2 separate regions of the Homo sapiens genome follow, and region 2 is linked to region 1. The links are chromatin loops, found by intact Hi-C in ENCODE. Cell type or tissue: adrenal gland. All regions are shown on one strand. Each heading gives the region's core, and the rest is flanking DNA. Links, peaks and the distances in the headings are about the cores only.

Region 1 (8,331 bases), core at 152-8,151:
TCTACAATCCACCACAGGCCCACTGTGCGAGGCCAGGAGTGCCGAAGCCCCTTCTTCTAGAATCTGCTGAAGGCAACTAAAGAGAAAAATAGTACTAAAGCTTCTTTGACCCATACAGGCCAGAGCAGTGCTTTCAAACTTTCTTGAACATGTATCACAATAAGAAACACATTTTCTGTATTTCCTATTCTATTTTTTTCTTAAAATGCTGTTCACAAGCCACCAAATTAATTTCATCACCCACTAAATGGGTCACAGGTCACAACCCATATCTGAAAGGTACAAGGCTGGAGGGCACTGACCTGGGCAGACAGGGCAGGGGTGAGGGGAGATGAGGGTGGCAAAGCCTGGTGTATTAGTCCATTTTCATATGCTGTGAAGAAATACCCGAGACTAGGTAATTTATAAAGGAAAGAGGTTTAATGGACTCACAGTTCCACATGGCTGGGGAGGCCTCACAATCATGGCAGGAGGTGAAGGAGGAACAAAGACATGTCTTACATGGCAGCAGGAAGGAGTGCCTGTGCAGGGGAACTGCCCTTTATAAAACCATCAGATCTTGTGAGACTTACTCACTATCACGAGAACAGCACGGGAAAAACCTACCCCCATTATTCAATTACCTCCCACCAGGTCTCTCCCATGACACCTGAGGATTATGGAGCCACAATTCAAGATGAGATTTGGGTGGGGACACAGCCAAACCATATCATCTTGATTTAACAAAGCGGCAATACACAGAAGGCAGAGGGAAAACCTGACTGCGCAGAGAAATCTGTAAGTCTGGCCTTAGATAAACAGGATTTTTGTTGGTGAAATTCTGTTCTTTGTTTTTTTGTTAGTTTGTTTGTTTTGTTGAGTTTTTTGAGGTTTTTTTTTGAGTTTTTTGAGTTTTTTTGTTAGTTTGTTTTTTTGAGTTTGTTTGTTTTTTTCTGTCGCCCAGGCCGGAATGCAATGGTGAGATCTCAGCTCACTGCAACCTCCACCTCCTGGATTCAAGCAATTCTCCTACCTCGGCCTCCTGAGTAGCGGGGATTACAGGCACCTGCCACTACGCCCAGCTAATTTTTGTATTTTTAGTAGAGACAGGGTTTTGCCATGTTGGTCAGGCTGGTCTCGAACTCCTGGCCTCAGGTGATCCGCCTCCGCCTGCCTTGGCCTCCCAAAGTGCTGGGATTACAGACATGAGCCACTATGCCTGGCCGAAATTCTATTCTTTCATAGTAAAAATGTAGTAATAGGAGCATCTATTGAGTAATTTCCCTGAAACATGAGACCAAGCCAGAAATAGAAAAAAAAAAAAAAAAGAAAAAGATTAGGACAGTGACAAAACTAGTCTAGGAAGAAATGCTGAGGTTTTTAATTGTCAAAGTGCATTCTGGTAGAATGTCACATTCCGGGAAAAGGTCACTGGAGGAATCTGTAGGAAAAATGATGCCTTAGATTTTGTTCTGAGTTCTAAGTAGACATTAGTGAAAGAAGGAATGGGGTGAGTCTTTGTGAAACAATGCAACAAATATTCATTGAGCGCCTACTACGTGCCAGGCATGATTTCTGTCCATCTGTGAACAAAACAAAGCCTCTGCTCACATGAGCTAACATTCTAGTAGAGAGAGACAGGCAAGAATCAAACAAGCATATAATATAATGACAAGTAGAGATAAATGTCCAAAGAAAGTAACTCAGGGGAAGGGTGATGCATGCTACTTGAGCTAGGATGAACACAGCCAACCTTTCTGATAGAGACACTTAAACAGAGGCTTGAGTGAAGAGAGCATGAGAGGCCTGAGAGTATCTGGGGAAGCTTACTCCAGGCAGAGGGAAGAGCTAATGAGGCTCTGAGGTGGGAGGCTTCTGTGTATTTAAGGAACAGTCATGGCTGGGCACGGTGGCTCATGCCTGTAATCCCAGCACTTTGGCAGGCCAGGATGGGCAGGTCATTTGAGGTCAGGAGTTCGCGACCAGCTTGGCCAACATGGTGAAACCCTGTCTGAACTAAAAATACACAAAAATTTAGCTGGTCATTGTGGCATCCCTGTAGTCCCAGCTACTTGGGAGGCTGAGGCAGGAGGATCGCTTGAACATGGGAGGCAGAGCTTGTAGTGAGCCGAGATTGCGCCACTGCACTCCAGCCTGGGTGACGGAGTGAGACTCCATCTCAAAAATAAATAAATAAATAAGTAAGGAACAGTCAAGAGGCCTGTGTAGCCGGACTAAATTCAGAGCCATGGTAGGGAGTCTCAGAGGCCTGTGTAAGCACTTGGAATGTCATCAGAGTAAGGTGATAGCTCTTAAGACAGGTTCAGAAATGCTAGAGACTCACAAATGTTCCACACCTAAGCTTGTGGCTTGCAAATCCAAGTCAGCTATGTTCGCAGGTGCGTAACAGCAAGGAATTGCCACCCTGAGCCCAATGTTTTTATGAATCCAACGTATATTGAGTTTGTTCTCCAAATCCATGCTCTGTCTTGGGCATGATCCTGTTCTGGGCACTCATATTACGGTGGGCTGGGGCTGACTCTCCAAATTGCCTACTCACACACCCTAGGGTTGTTGGGGAAGCCTTTCCAGGAGCTACGATCCCAACTCATTCCCAGTGTAGGTGGAAGGCAGTACTTTGATCATGTGACCGCTTATCCATTCAGCATCTTGGTGACAGTGGGAACATCAGTGCTGGTGTTAGTGGGGATGGGCAAAAGGGGACAAAAGCCAGAACTCTTAAGTTAGTGTGCCCCAGGAAGCCCAGTTAATTTTTGAAAAGATCTTGTTGGCAGCCTAAAATCATGTGACCTGAGATCCAGCACATTAAAAAACAAACTAATAAAAATTTCAATGGCTAAATGCAAACCAACAAACTATTTTAAAAACCTGTAGGCCGGGCGCGGTGGCTCATGCCTGTAATCCCAGCACTTTGGGAGGCCGAGGTGGGCAGATCACGAGGTCAGGAGATCGAGACCATCCTGGCTAACACGGTGAAACTCCGTCTCCATTAAAAATACAAAAAATTAGCTGGGCGTGGTGGCGGGCACCTGTAGTCCCAGCTACTCGGGAGGCTGAGGCAGGAGAATGGCGTGAACCCGGGAGGCGGAGCTTGCGGTGAGTGGAGATCGCACCACTGCACTCCAGCCTGGGCTACGGAGCAAGACTCCGTCTCAAAAACAAAAACAAAAAACAACAACAACAAAAAAAAAAACCTGTAAAAGAACGTGTGGCAATTCAGATGCAAGCTAGAAATTAGGTGCTGAAATTTTTATTTCCAATTTTAGAGACTTCATCTCCCTGGGAGGTGGGTTGCAATCCTCAGCAGGAAGCAAGCCTGGAGATGTGCTGAGGGTTAGAAAAGGCTGCGGCTTTGTTACTCACCTCCACTCTAAGTCACCTCATCCTGAAAGTACAGTAATAATAGACTATGCCTCATAGAGTTTGGGTGAGGATTAGACGAGATCGTACACGTGGAATGCTTAGCTCATCGCCCAACAGATTGTAAATGCACCGCACATGTTAGCTGCTGTAATTGTCCTTACTTGACTGAAGGCCCACGGGGCTGGGGGCTGTTTTCTTGCTGGTTTTTATATCTATAGCACTTAGCACAGTGCCAGGTACACAGTGACACTCCAAGAATGTTACTATATCAACACCTACCGGGAGAAATGTATGGGTAGGGGTGGGGCAGTGTGGGGGTCCTGAGGAGCTGCCACCCCAGTAATTACCACCACCATTATTGATCACCTCTTGGACACTTTACACACGCCAGAGGTTGAACAATGAAAACCATAGATACCTTTTTGGACTCTGCCATATTTTTTAAAATTGGCAACACAGGGGTCATATCCCTACTTCACTGGACAGAAAAGAACAGGTACTGTTCCCTTTAGAAAAGGGCTCGTAAGCCAGGCGCGGTGGCTCACGCCTGTAATTCCAGCACTTTGGGAGGCCGAGGCTGGCGGATCGTCTGAGGTCAGGAGTTTGAGACCAGCCTGACCAACATGGTGAAGCCCCGTCTCTACTAAAAATACAAAATTAGCTAGGGGTGATGGCGCATGCCTGTAATCCCAGCTACTCGGGAGGCTGAGGCAGGAGAATTGCTTGAACGCGGGAGCCGGAGGTTGCAGTGAGCCAAGATCGTTCCATTGCACTGCAGCCTGGGCAACAAGAGTGAAACTCCATCTCAAAAAAAAAAAAAAAAAGAAAAAAGAAAAAAGAAAAGGGCTTGTAAGTCTGGTTTGCCAGTGTCCACTGACCTACTTGGTCCCGAAGGCACTTGAGTTTGCAGTCTCTGACGTACACCATTTTGTTTAATTCTTGCATGAACTCTGTGAAGTAAATTGATGCTATATGGATGAGAAAACTGAGGCTCAGAGACTTCCCAGAGTAAAGACTGAACGCAAGTGTGGGGGTCTCCAAGGCTGGCAACGCTTCTGCTCTGCCCATCGCTGCTTGCAGGGAGCGGGTATATGGAATGCCGTGAGGTGATGTCGCAGGTCTCATCTAAGTCCATGCTTCTATGATTCAAAGATTTTAGATCAAGCATGTCACAACTTTAGAGTCACCATGAAAAAAAAATCTGGAAATACTTATTACTAACTCACTCTGTGATCTGTGCAAGGCCAGGGACCTGTGCCATAAAACCCCCTAGTGGTTGAAGGTGACTTCTGAGTTTACTTCCACCCTAACAGACTCTCATACAGGAGGAAAGGCTGCACTTTTTTTTTTTTTTTTGAGACAGAGTCTCACTCTGTCACCACACTGGAGTGCAGTGGCGCGATGTCGGCTCACTGCAACCTCCGCCTCCCAGGTTCAAGTGATTCTCCTCCCTCAGCCTCTCGAGTAGCTGGGACTACAGGCACGTGCCACCACACCTGGCTAATTTTTGTATTTTTAGTAGAGATGGTGTTTCACCATGTTGGCCAGCATGGTCTTGATCTCTTGAACTCATGATCCGCCTGCCTCAGCCTCCCAAAGTGCTGGGGATTACAGGCATGAGCCGCCGTGCGCGGCCGGGCTGCACTTTTAAAAGTGTCCACGAGGGGACAAAAGATGACCACAAGCTCCTTAGTTACACTCCTAGTGATGGGGTGCCGCCAAGGACAGCCTGGGGTAATTTTCCTAAAAGGAAAGAAGCTCCTGTCTCAACTGCCAGACCTAGAGCTCTGTTGTGTCCTCACGGTTCCCTGCCAGGCCTCCCCTCCCAGAGGGAGCTCTTAGAGTGACTGCAGCTGGTCCTATCCCGGGATTATTGAGTCTTAGAGGCCATTGATTGCAAGATAGCTGATCCTGTGGCAGGAAAAATGGTACAATGCCTTAATGTTAGGCTTTCACAATTCATAAATTGGTCCTGCCAGCTTTTCTTTGCTTTGGAATTTGTCCTCTACCATCAGGGATTTGGCCACTTGCCCTACCCTTCCCTTGCATTGTTTAGCATAATCCAGGCTGTCCTTTTGCGGGTTCTCGGTAACAAAGCGTAATACAGCACTGTTTTCTTAGGTGATCTACAGCACTTATTTGTTACCTTGCAAGAAAGTATGAGGCTTTCTTGAAAGCAGATTCTCTAATCCTCAAGGCGTCTGAGAACTGCAGCCCTGGCTGAAAGCTGCTCATGAGAGACCCTGAGCTAGAGCCACTTAGCTAAACTGCCCCTCAGAAACTGTGAGATAATAAATGTTTGTTGCTTCAAGCTACTAAGGTTTGGGAAACTGATTACATAGCTGTAGAAAACTAATACATGGGGAATCGGTGAAGGGTGGAGGGAGGGCAGCGGGGAGTCTGCCTCAGGGATGTGCCCCCCACCTTCATCCTCCAGACAGGACTTCGGAGCACCTGAGGAAACCCTGAGAGACTCCTCTTTAGGGAAGTCATCCAGCCCCGGGGTCCCCTTATGCCAGGAGCAAACAGTGAGGACAGGAGAATGACCATCTATCTTGCTGAAAGCTCTGTGAGGGAGAGATGGAGGGACAGAGGGAGCCGTGCCCTGGATGAATAGGAAGGGCTGTGTCTCCAGGGTCCATGGCCTCTGTGCCCTGGATGATGCTGGGGCTGCTAGGGACCACAGAGCCACCCCCTGGGAGGCTGGGGTTGGCCTGGCTCAGGGGCCTTTGTCAGCCATAGACACCCACAGCCTGGGGTAGACAGGGCTGGCAGGCAACACAGGAACTGGAAAACCGGACAAGCTCCAGCCCCTCCGCAGGGTAAATGACAACTCCAGGTAAAATGATTAGCTGATTCCAGCCCCTCTGCAGGGTAAGTGGCACCTCCAGGTAAAATGATTAGCTGGTTCCAGCCCCTCCGCAGGGTAAGTGGCACCTGGGGTAAAATGACTGCCTGGAGCTGGCAGCTGCTTTCCCCTCTCTCTCGCGGGCCCTGCAGGGAAGCGTAGGAAGGGGAGGGGGCACAGCGCTGGGCACAGAGGGGCTCTCAGACCCTGGACTGAACTGTTTCAGGGGTCATCTAGCCCATTCCCCGCCTCCAGGCGAGGATTTGCCTGAGCCTGGAAAGAGGAAGGATCCTCCCAGCCCTGTCAACCCCAGATTCCACCTCCCTGTGGGGGGACTGTCAGCGCAGGCCCTGACAACCAGAGAAAGACACAGGACCCAGCTGGGCCGGTGACAGCAGGAGCTCCAGGTGCCACAGGTGAGGGTGGGGATGCCTGGAGCACCACGGGGGGCCCAGTTAGTCTAGAGCCAGGTTTTCCATACTCCTTAGAGTGCAACCTCAGGGAGACGCAAATTTTACCCAACACAGAAATACATTTATAGAATTCAAACACAAGCAGACGAAACAATGTTTACCCTTACAGTGTGTGAAGTCCTCATCTGTCCCACCTCATCCTATCGTGCTCTATTCTATCCTAGGAGACAAAGCAGGAGGAGGGCTGCGGAAGTGGGGGAGTCTTATCCAGGCCCTTGGGTGACACGTCTCTCCTGATAAAAACTGCAGCTGCTCTGGGCGTGCCCTCGCCTGTCTCCCCCCAGGCCCTGGGTTCCTGGCAGCAGAGACAGTTACCTATTGACCAGGCATCCCCCAGGGCTCCTGGAAGAATCCCAGAATTCTCAGAACCAGAAAAGCTTAGACAGCATCCTGCAGGCAAAGCCCCTTGTTCTCTGGGGAGTAAAGTGCGGCTCACAGGGTATCCCACCAGGGACAGTGATTGACCACCAGGCTGTGGGCCCTGTGGGGACTGGCTGAAGGCCCTGTGGGAGCTGAGTCAGGGCCAGGACCGGGGTGTCCTGACTCCTAGAGAGCAGGTTCCTTTCCTCACTCAGGCCTTCCAGTCCCAGCCCTGGGCTGATTTTTGCTGTCTTATATCATCTGCATATTTATTCCCCTGCTGGATTCACTGGCCATGGGCTCTGTGGTCCTAACAGTCTTAGGGACTAAGGAGCTGGCAGCACTGAGGGGACCCCAGAATCTCAGACTCAGGGTCTGGCCTCACAGACATGTGAGGGAACAACTCAAAGGCCCATTGCCCAGTGGCAAGAGGAGGCAATTCGGAGTCCGTCAGACCTGAGTGCAGTCAGACCTGATTCTCACTCTGTCACTTACTAGCTGTGTGATCTTGGGTAAGTCACTTAAGCTCTCTGAGCATCAGTTTCCTTATCTCTAACATTAGGATAAAAATATCTATTGTGTAGGGTTGGTGTAAGGATTAGCAAAAATGTATATGATGTGCAGTCCATGGCACATAATGGGAACTAAAAAATAGCACTTGTTAGCCAGGTGCAGTGGCTCATGCGTGTAATCCCAGCACTTTGGGAGGCTGAGGCGGGTGGGTCACTTGAGGTCAGGAGTTCAAGACTAGCCTGACCAACATGGTAAAACCCTGTCTCTACTAGAAAAAAAAAAAAAATTAGCCGGGCATGGCGGGCACCTGTAATCCCAGCTATTTGGGAGGTGGAGGCAGGAGAATCACTTGAACCCAGGAGATGGAAGTTGCAGTGAGCCGAGATCATGCCACTGCCCTCCAGCCTGGGTGACAGAGTGATACTCTGTCTCAAAAAAAAAAAAAAAAAAAAGAAAAGAAAAGAAAAGAAAGAAAAAAAGAAAAAATAGCACTTGTTATGACTATTGTTGATAGTAATTACAATAATACATTACAATAATACTAACTAGAGGGTCTCAAAAGTACTGTGGGTACGGCAGGTGTGCTATTACTTAGTTTTGGAGGAGATTTGGCTGCCATAGTTTTCATCCTAGACAAAAACGAACTTTTCATAAGCACAAAGGGGAGAAAGCAGATTACGTAGGTTATGAACAGCCTTAATAATAGAAGAAGAGGAAAACACCTACCTTAAAACCAAACCCAGGACACAGGCTCTTGCCAAGCATTCACCTTGG
Region 2 (8,331 bases), core at 252-8,251, 100 kb before region 1:
GAGATTAATGAGACCAAGGTGCGTAAGAAATTGGAGAGAAAATTTGTTTAGAGAGATGTGCCCTATGAGTTTTTCCCCATCGTACAGAAGCAGTGGGGGATGCTTGCCCCTCCTGACCAGTGTAGGGAAAGGGGCTTTACTGGGGAGCACTTAGAAGGTGGATCACAGTGGACTAGAGTCTGCCCTTGGCCGGCTAGCTGTTCTAATGGCAGGGAGAAGAGATGGTGCTATGTTGGGGCAAATGATGCTTATGAGTGCTTCCCACGGGCCTGAGGTAGCACTCACAGAGAAAGCAAGCAAGCTTGAGGTTTTCTTAGATCCTGCCCAGGAGGGCTGCTTGGAGAAAAAAACCCAACCACAAACAAGTGTTGGAGATGTACTATTAGATTCCAAGGCAGTGAAAGAGGAATTGTAAGTGACCAGCCCTAGGAGATGCATTTACTTACAGCATGGGAACTGCCATTGTAAGATTTCCAAAGATGAGTCTGAAGAAACCATAATATTGTCCCAAAAGAGAAAGAATAAGCTCTAGATGCCTGGAAAGCCCAGACAGCTCTTATTAGTTTACGACAAGACTAGCCACGTAGGATCTTTCCTGCCCTGTCCCTTTCTACCTCCCCACTCTGCTTCCATTCTAGAGGAACCAGAGGCAGCCAAATGAGCTGGGAAAGAGGACGTCACATTTCAGGTGAAATAGAGGACAGCTGACTCCCACTGGAGGCAGCCAGGCTGGAGCAGAGAGCCTCAACTCTTCATGAATTTGGAATACTTTCTTATTACCATTCATAACGCTTATTGAAATGAGACTCTCTCTTTCTCTCTCTATGTGTGTGTGACCAGCAGTGACCAGATGGCTTTATATTATTTAAGAATGTCCACAAAAGTCACACAATCCCCTTCAGTTTTGTTCAAGGGAGCAGGGAACAACTAGTTCCATGGAGGGGATGGCTTGAACAGGTAGTGGAGGAAAAGAATAAAGTGGTTTTCTGATTACACTGCGTGCTTCCCTCTTGCTCAATGTATCATTAAAACTGGCTATTTCTGCTATCCAACCTTTAAATGAACTTATGCCCCAAGTCCTGTCCTGGGTCTTCTCTCTTTTTCCGTTTCATGGCTTTAACTTCTCCTAAGGGGGTGACTTCCAAATGTGTACCTTTAGCCCAAATATTTCATCTGGGCCCCAGAATCATGAATCCAATTGCCACCGGCAACTTTACATGGACCTCTAATAGGCATCTTAATATGCCCAAATTTCCCTGCCCCATCTTCACCATCTGTTTTTTTTTCCAATTTTTTCCATATAGTTTGTTAAATTATATAATAAAGAGCATAATCTTCCAAACAGTTGCTTAAACCCCACATTGAGGAATCGTTTTAGATTTCTTCCTCGTCCTCCCCGCCTGCATTCAGCTCATGACAAAGTCTTGCCAATTCTACCTGAAGAATATATCCCAAATGCATCCTCTTCCTGCCATCTCTGCTGTCACCCCCAGTCCAAGGCGCCATAATCTTTTGCCTGGACTACAGTCAAACCCTCCTATCTGGCCTCCCTTCTTCCACTTCCCTGTTTAGTCTGTTTTCTACATCACGAGGATGGATTTCTTTTTTTTTTTTTTTTTTTTTTGAGATGGAGTCTCCCTCTGTCCCCCAGGCTGGAGTGCAGTGGCGCTATCTTGACTCACTGCAACCTCTGCCTTCTGGGATCAAGTGATTCTCATGCCTCAGCCTCCCTGAGTAGTTGGGACTATAGGCGTGTACCACCATGCCCAGCTAAGTTTTTTTGTACTTTTAGTAGAGACGAGGTTTCACCATGTTGGCCAGGCTGGTCTCAAACTCTGGACCTTAGGTGATCCACCAATCTCAGCCTCCCAAAGTGCTGGGATTACAGGCGTGAGCCACCGCGCCCGGCCACAAGAGTGGATTTTTAAACATTTAAATCTAATCATGCATGTCACTGCCCTACTTAAATCTTCTATTATTTTCCTTCTTCATGTAGAATAAACTTCAAACTACTAACCATGGCCTAGAAAAGCCTCCATGACCTAGTCCCTGTCTTCCTCTTTCGTTACAACTGACTACTCTCTCTTGCTCACTAAGCTGCAGCTGCTTTTGCTTGACTGTCCCAGTTTCCTGCCTACTTCCTGTTCTCCCTGCCTAGAATGTTCTTCTACTGACTCTTGTAAGACTGGGTCTTTGTCAACCTTCAGATCTCTGCTCAAATATCAACTTCTTGGGGAGGCTTTTTCTCAGCAAGCTTTCTTTCCTTTCCTTTCCTTTTCTTTTCTTTTCTTTTTTCCTTAGAGACAGGGCCCCACTGTGTCACCCAGGCTGGAGTTCAGTAGCACGATCATACCTCATTGCATCCTTGAAGTCCCGGCCTCAAGCGATCCTCCCACCTCAGCCTCCCAAGTAGCTGGGGCTACAGGTGTACACCACCAGGCCTGGCTAATTTTTCTTATGTTTTTGTAGAGATGGGGCCTTGCTATGGTGTCCAAGCTGGTATTGAACTCCTGGCCTCAAGTGATCCCCCTGTCTCGGCTTCCCAAAATGCTGAGATTACATGCATAAGCCACCTTGCCTGGCCCTGAGCACTCTTTCTAAAGCAGGTTCTCCTGCACCCTGTGTTACTCTCTATCTAATCACTATATTTCTTTTGTCCATAGCACTAGTCAAACATTTAAATTATCTCACTACTTGTTTAATTATTGTCTATCTCTTTTATCACAATATAAATTTCATTGAGATAGAGACCTTTCTGTCTTATTCACACAAGTATTCTTGGCACCTAGAATAGTATCTGGCAGATAGTAGGTGCTCAGTAAATACTCAGTGAATAAATGAATGAAAGGGGCAACATTCACCCATGTGTAAGTATCCTCTGGAGGAACTATGTAGACTGAGTTAGATGAGCCCAGAGTGAAACCATAAGACCTTTAAAGCTCGTTCCGAGGAGAGGATGTTGCTTGAAGGTGTGGTTTCCTCCAACTGAGTGAGCCGCCGCCCTACACCACTGTGTTACCTGGGAAGAGAAGGATAGGAGAATGTTCAGGGCCAGGGGACACTAGATGTTAACAGAAATTCATTTCGTTTTCTTTTGAGTTAGAAGATGAAAGATAAGAAAACTTCTCAAGGCTTGGGCAGCCCCTCTCCAAGAAAATCCTGCTAGAATGGCAAGAAGGGCAATACTTTAAGCATTCCACCCTTTGATGGCCATACAGAGTGACAATCCCTTCCATGCAGAGGGCACAGGTGGACACCTCCCTCCTTGCAATCAGAGCATGTACCTACACTGGAGCCCTCAAGACCTCCTAAGGCTGAAAAATGTCTCGTGCACACCCAACTAATAGAAGATCCACGGTGTCTTGGGTGAGGTTCTGTGAGCCATAGAAACAATGAGAAATTTGGGGATATCATTGTGTATTTATTAATTTTTTATTTTTATTTATTTATTTGAGATGGAGTCTCGCTCTGTTGCCCAGGCTGGAGTGCAGTGGCACGATCTCAGCTCACTGCAAGCTCCGCCCCCCCAGGTTCACATCATTCTCCTGCCTCAGCCTCCTGAGTAGCTGGGACTACAGGTGCCCGCCACCATGCCCAGCTAATTTTTTTGTATTTTTCGTAGAGACAGTGTTTCTCCATGTTAGCCAGGATGGTCTCGATCTCCTGACCTCGTGATCTGCCTGCCTCAGCCTCCCAAAGTGCTGGGATTACGGGCGTGAGCCACCGCACCTGGCCCCATTGTGTGTTTATAACCCCCATCCCCTCCTCACAACCAAATTCAAACTGCAAATAGCAATAGACGCCAATGACTATTTGACCAACACGCTATGGTGGAAAACACATGGGCTTTGGGGGTCAGAGACACCTGGGCTCAAATTCCATCTCTGTCACGTATGGCTTAATGATCTTGGGAAATTTGCTTAACCTCTCTGAACCGTAATCTTCGTCTATGACAAAATTACCCTTTGCAAAGTTGTTTGGGTTCAGTGGTTTGATACATGGAAAGGACCCAACAAATAGTGGTATGATCGTTATGGTGGTAGATTTTTGGCTTACAACTCAGCATGCTAAAACACTTTATAGGCATGATAAAATGCAAAGTCTGTCTTACCTTTCTCCTCCTATCTCTATAAACCTTAGAGGATTTGAGCCTTGTAGAGAAACCAAATATTTTAAAACAAAAAGTTTATTTTCAAATGAATTTTGGTAAAGGTTGATATCCAATGTGTCCATTTGAGCTGGGTTTTTTTACTCAGCAGCAAGAATCCTAATACAGCATGTAACACAATTCTTGACCATAGCAGCAACTCTCTAACTGTTTAACTCTCAACTCTCTAACTGATTGCTGTTGTTATGACTGTTGCCCTTGGTCCATGAAGTCTATGAAGATTGTACCCCTAGCTTCACTGGGGCATTCCTGAAACTCACTGTCAGTATGGTTCTAGAGACAGTTTGATAAGTCCAACTGTCCTTAAACAAAATCTTTGCTATTGGTTCTATCCATAGAGTACACCTGTTTCTACTTCCCTCTCTTATTCACGAAGTCACCCATTGATCCATTCATCATGTCACAAGCTAGGAAAAAGAGCTTCCTGTTAGTTAAATTATCTGATAACAAGAGACACAGGGATTCCTCAGTATCTCCAAAACAGACTCCAGTCGAAGCCAATTGGGAGTGAGAGAGAGGATCTGGTGTTGGTGCTCTGTGAAGGAAGACTCGTTATGTCCCTACAGTTAAGAGTTTTCTTACCTTTGAACAGTGCTTAGATAGGCTGTTCCTGTCCTTTGTTGACAGCTAATGGTTTTTTACAGGCCTGAGCTGATTCATGTCCTGCCTGACCCTGACTCTCACATCAGCCTCCTGAACTCATCTGTACTTGGCCTAACTTTAATTATCTGGTAACAGCTGCTGCCTCCTTCTCTGGTGCAGCCCCAGTCTGGGCCTGGCTTCCAGCTGGCTTCCTGAGAGCAGGCCTCCAAGGGGCTGGAACATAGATTCTGCATGTCTTTGCAGAGGGGTATTTTCCCTGATAGCATATCCCCTTGGAGTGGCAGAGAGTTACTTTTCAGCAATCCTTGCCATTCACAGACGAGTTTTCTGCTATTTGAGCTCACTATTGCCAGAGATGGCCAGAGGAGCAGTGTTTATCACATAAGGAACGTGTCCTTGGATGCGGATCACCCTCGTCTGGCAGCAAACCAAAAACACCATTCATTCCGCCTCTTCTCAGAGCCACAGCTGGGACATTACAAACTGCATTAATATGCCAGAAAAATACCCCAGCAAAGGCTTCAGGGCAGGGAGCGACTGGGGTCAGCCCTATGGCATCAGTCAGCTCTCGGTCTCCAAGGCTGAGGCCTCTTCTTTCAGCAGCCTTATGGGTACAGTAATGCTGGGAAGGTGCTTCCATGGTGTTAAGAAGGTGGGACAAGGGACTCAGGAAGGAGTGCCCCTGGGCCTGGGACTGATGGTAGGTGGCCTGATGCCACTCTCAGGACTGGAGATAGTTCTACTTACAGGAGTGGAGCCAGGGTACAAGGATCACAGTCAGGTCAGATGGGGGAGGGCTGTTTGCTTGAAGCAGCCTGAGGCCATGTGGCCAGGGTGGAGAGCCAAAATCACCCCCCAAAACAAGCAGCGTAAACAGAATGAAAGAAAGTGTGAGGAATGGCCAAAGAGGCTGTTTCAAATGAAGGCTGTGGATAGCAAATCTGTGAGGGGGTTTCCTTCCCTGTGGGGCTGGTGTGACTCTGGAGGTGGGTGTGAGGGCTTAAAGTAGCTGCACAGGGTGCGCAGCTGGAAGGCTGAGCCTGGAACCTGGTGGGAGGGGCTTCCCTCAGTTTCCTAGGGTTGGGGAAGTGTAGGATTGATCGAATTCCTGACATAGTCTGCCTCCCTGACTGCAAAACTTTGTCTTCTATGGATCTATAGGATTTTTTTTTTCATTTCCATGATGTGTGATAATGAAATGTGGACTATTCTCACACCAAACGTATCTATGAAACTTGCAAGCCTATAAATAACCTGCCCCACTTTTTAGATCTCCTCAGGTCCAAGATGAAGACTTTGGTGTCTCACCCATGCTGAGTTCTGGGCTGTCACAAGAGGCACACTTGCTAGATTGCAGGCAGACTTTGTCCTCTTTATCAAGATCAGCTATGGCCCTGCAGTCTCCTGATCCACAAATTAGGTGGCAATCATTTTGCTAAATGTCTTCCATCTTTTCTTTATATCTATCCGTGATGCCTTTCTCAATTTTTTTTTGTCATGCCATCTAATCATTTTGTCCTCTACCAGCAGAAAATAAAACCTTAAATGTTTTTTAAATGTGATTTTTTGTGTGTGTGAACAGAGGAAATCATAGAGAGCTGTGATAAACTTGAGAAAGATGACAAACTTTTGAGGAATATCTAACCATTGGCTAAATCTGAACAATGATAATGTGATGGAAATAGCAGTAAAGAGATCTGGGCTCCAGTCCTATCTGAGTCTCCAGTTAACAGCATGACCCCTGAAATCACTCAGCCTCTCTGGGCCTCATCTGCCAAATGAAAGCTTGACTAGATCGGGGCTTCTCAAGTTGTAACATGCACACGAATTACTGGGCTCTGTTAAAATGCAGATTCTGATTCAGTAGGTCTGGGATGTGGCCTGAGACTCTGCATCCCAGATGATGCTGTTATGTTGCTACTGGTCAGACTTGACTAGCACTCTGTAATCACTGCAGAGACTAGCAGTCTCTGCTAAAAACACACAAATTTGCTGGGCGTGATGGTGCGCACCTGTAATCCCAGCTACTCGGGGAGCTGAGGCAGGAGAATCACTTGAACCCGGGAGGCAGAGCTTGCAGTGGGCTAAGATCGCGCCATTGCACTCCAGCCTGGGTGACAAGAGGGAGACTCCATCTCAAAAAACAAAAAAACAACAAAAAAACTGTCTTCAGGTGATTTTAACATGCTGTCCAAGGTTGAATATTACTATGATGAACTCTAGGAGTCTATGAACGTATGTATATGCACAAACATACATATGTATGCATACATATACATATGTGCATATATGTGTATGAATGTGTATATATACATACACACATGGAAAGTGAGTGTTTGATTTTTTCAGAGAATGTAGAAAATTAGAATCTGCTCCCTTTTGGCTTTCGATGTGTGGGGAGGGAGGGCAGAGAAGGATCAGAGGAAAGAGCAAAATGACTGTCCAGCCAAAAATGACATGAGGGTAAACAAAGCCAGCCACTTGCCCTGTTTGTAAGCTGCCCAATGTCCAGGCAGCAGCACTCCTGAGACAGGCTGATACAGAGCTTGTCAACCAAATGGGGCCTGCCAGACCTTGGGCTGTGACCTGGTCTGACCAGGATTTTAAACTAAAACCCTTTCTGCTTATGTATATATATGTATATATATATATATATATATATAATTTTTTTTTTTTTTTATTTTGAGATGGAGTCTCACTCTATTGCCGAGGCTGGAGTGAATGCAGTGGCTCAATCTCAGCTCACTGCAACCCACCTCGGCCTCCCAAAGTGTTGGGATTACAGGCAGGAGCCACCACACCTGGCCCCCTTTCCATTTTTAAACCTAAGTAGCTAGCACTATAAACCAGTAGGGCCAAACCACCTGCCAATTTGTAATTTCAGCAGTTTATTCTAAGCTTGGAAAAGCTGAGTGCACTTACCATAGGCCAGGCACCTGCAATAGAAAGGTTGGGCGGGGGGACAGTTTCCACTGTTTATGGAAGATGACGAAGAAAGTCATTGTGCTTGATTTTCATTGTATCATCATCAGAAAAGCAAAAGCAAAGAGTCAATGGCTCTTTGAAATGGCAGCTGTCTTTCAGGAGGATGAACATTAGAGAAAAACAGCTATGAAGTCAAGGCCTCTGCTCAATGAATAAATAGCCCATTTGTTCCTTGAAGGGTTTGCTTGAAGGCCAGCCTGGGTAACTTGGGGAGGAGGAGCTGAATGGCTCATCTGAAATCCTAAGGCAAATTTGCACTTGGGGGTTGGTGGTGACTGAAAAGATGGGAAAGGAGAAGGAGGGAGAGACACAAGCAGGGCCAGGGTGTCCTGGGTAGGGTATGGGTAGTGAGATATGTCTAGTTCTGGATGTTTTTGCAAAGGGACTTTTTTTTTTTTTTTTTTGAGACGGAGTCTTGCTCTGTCACCCAGGCTGGAGTGCAGTAGCACGATCTCAGATCACTGCAACTTCCACCTCCCCGGTTCAAGCAATTCTCCTGCCTCAGCCTCCTGAGTAGTTGGGATTACAGGCACACACCACTATGCCCAGCTAATTTTTGTATTTTTAGTAGAGAC

What was found. Hi-C counts contacts between places; a loop is a spot of excess contacts. Peaks named below come from ENCODE experiments on the same cell type or tissue, not always from the same donor. Only the 100,000 strongest peaks of a DNase experiment are listed, where the experiment ranks them.
Region 2: it touches region 1 in a loop (2.2-fold over the local background); 5 of 110 quality-filtered maps call a loop at or near these places.

The regions. Positions count from the first base shown.
Region 1 is chr3:183,476,845-183,485,175 of GRCh38, reverse strand. No RefSeq gene overlaps it. Among named protein-coding and RNA genes, the nearest start is that of SNORA63E, 27 kb to the right of the region's middle. RefSeq lists enhancers at 4,696-4,745, 6,442-6,977. In adrenal gland, for the core only: CTCF peaks have their summits at 4,784 and 4,992; DNase peaks (open chromatin) are centred at 5,605, 6,635, 6,725, 7,145 and 1 weaker place; H3K27ac peaks cover 1,397 bases.
Region 2 is chr3:183,581,308-183,589,638 of GRCh38, reverse strand. No RefSeq gene overlaps it. Among named protein-coding and RNA genes, the nearest start is that of KLHL6, 30 kb to the right of the region's middle. In adrenal gland, for the core only: no CTCF peak of the experiment used is centred there; DNase peaks (open chromatin) are centred at 5,158 and 5,398; H3K27ac peaks cover 1,996 bases.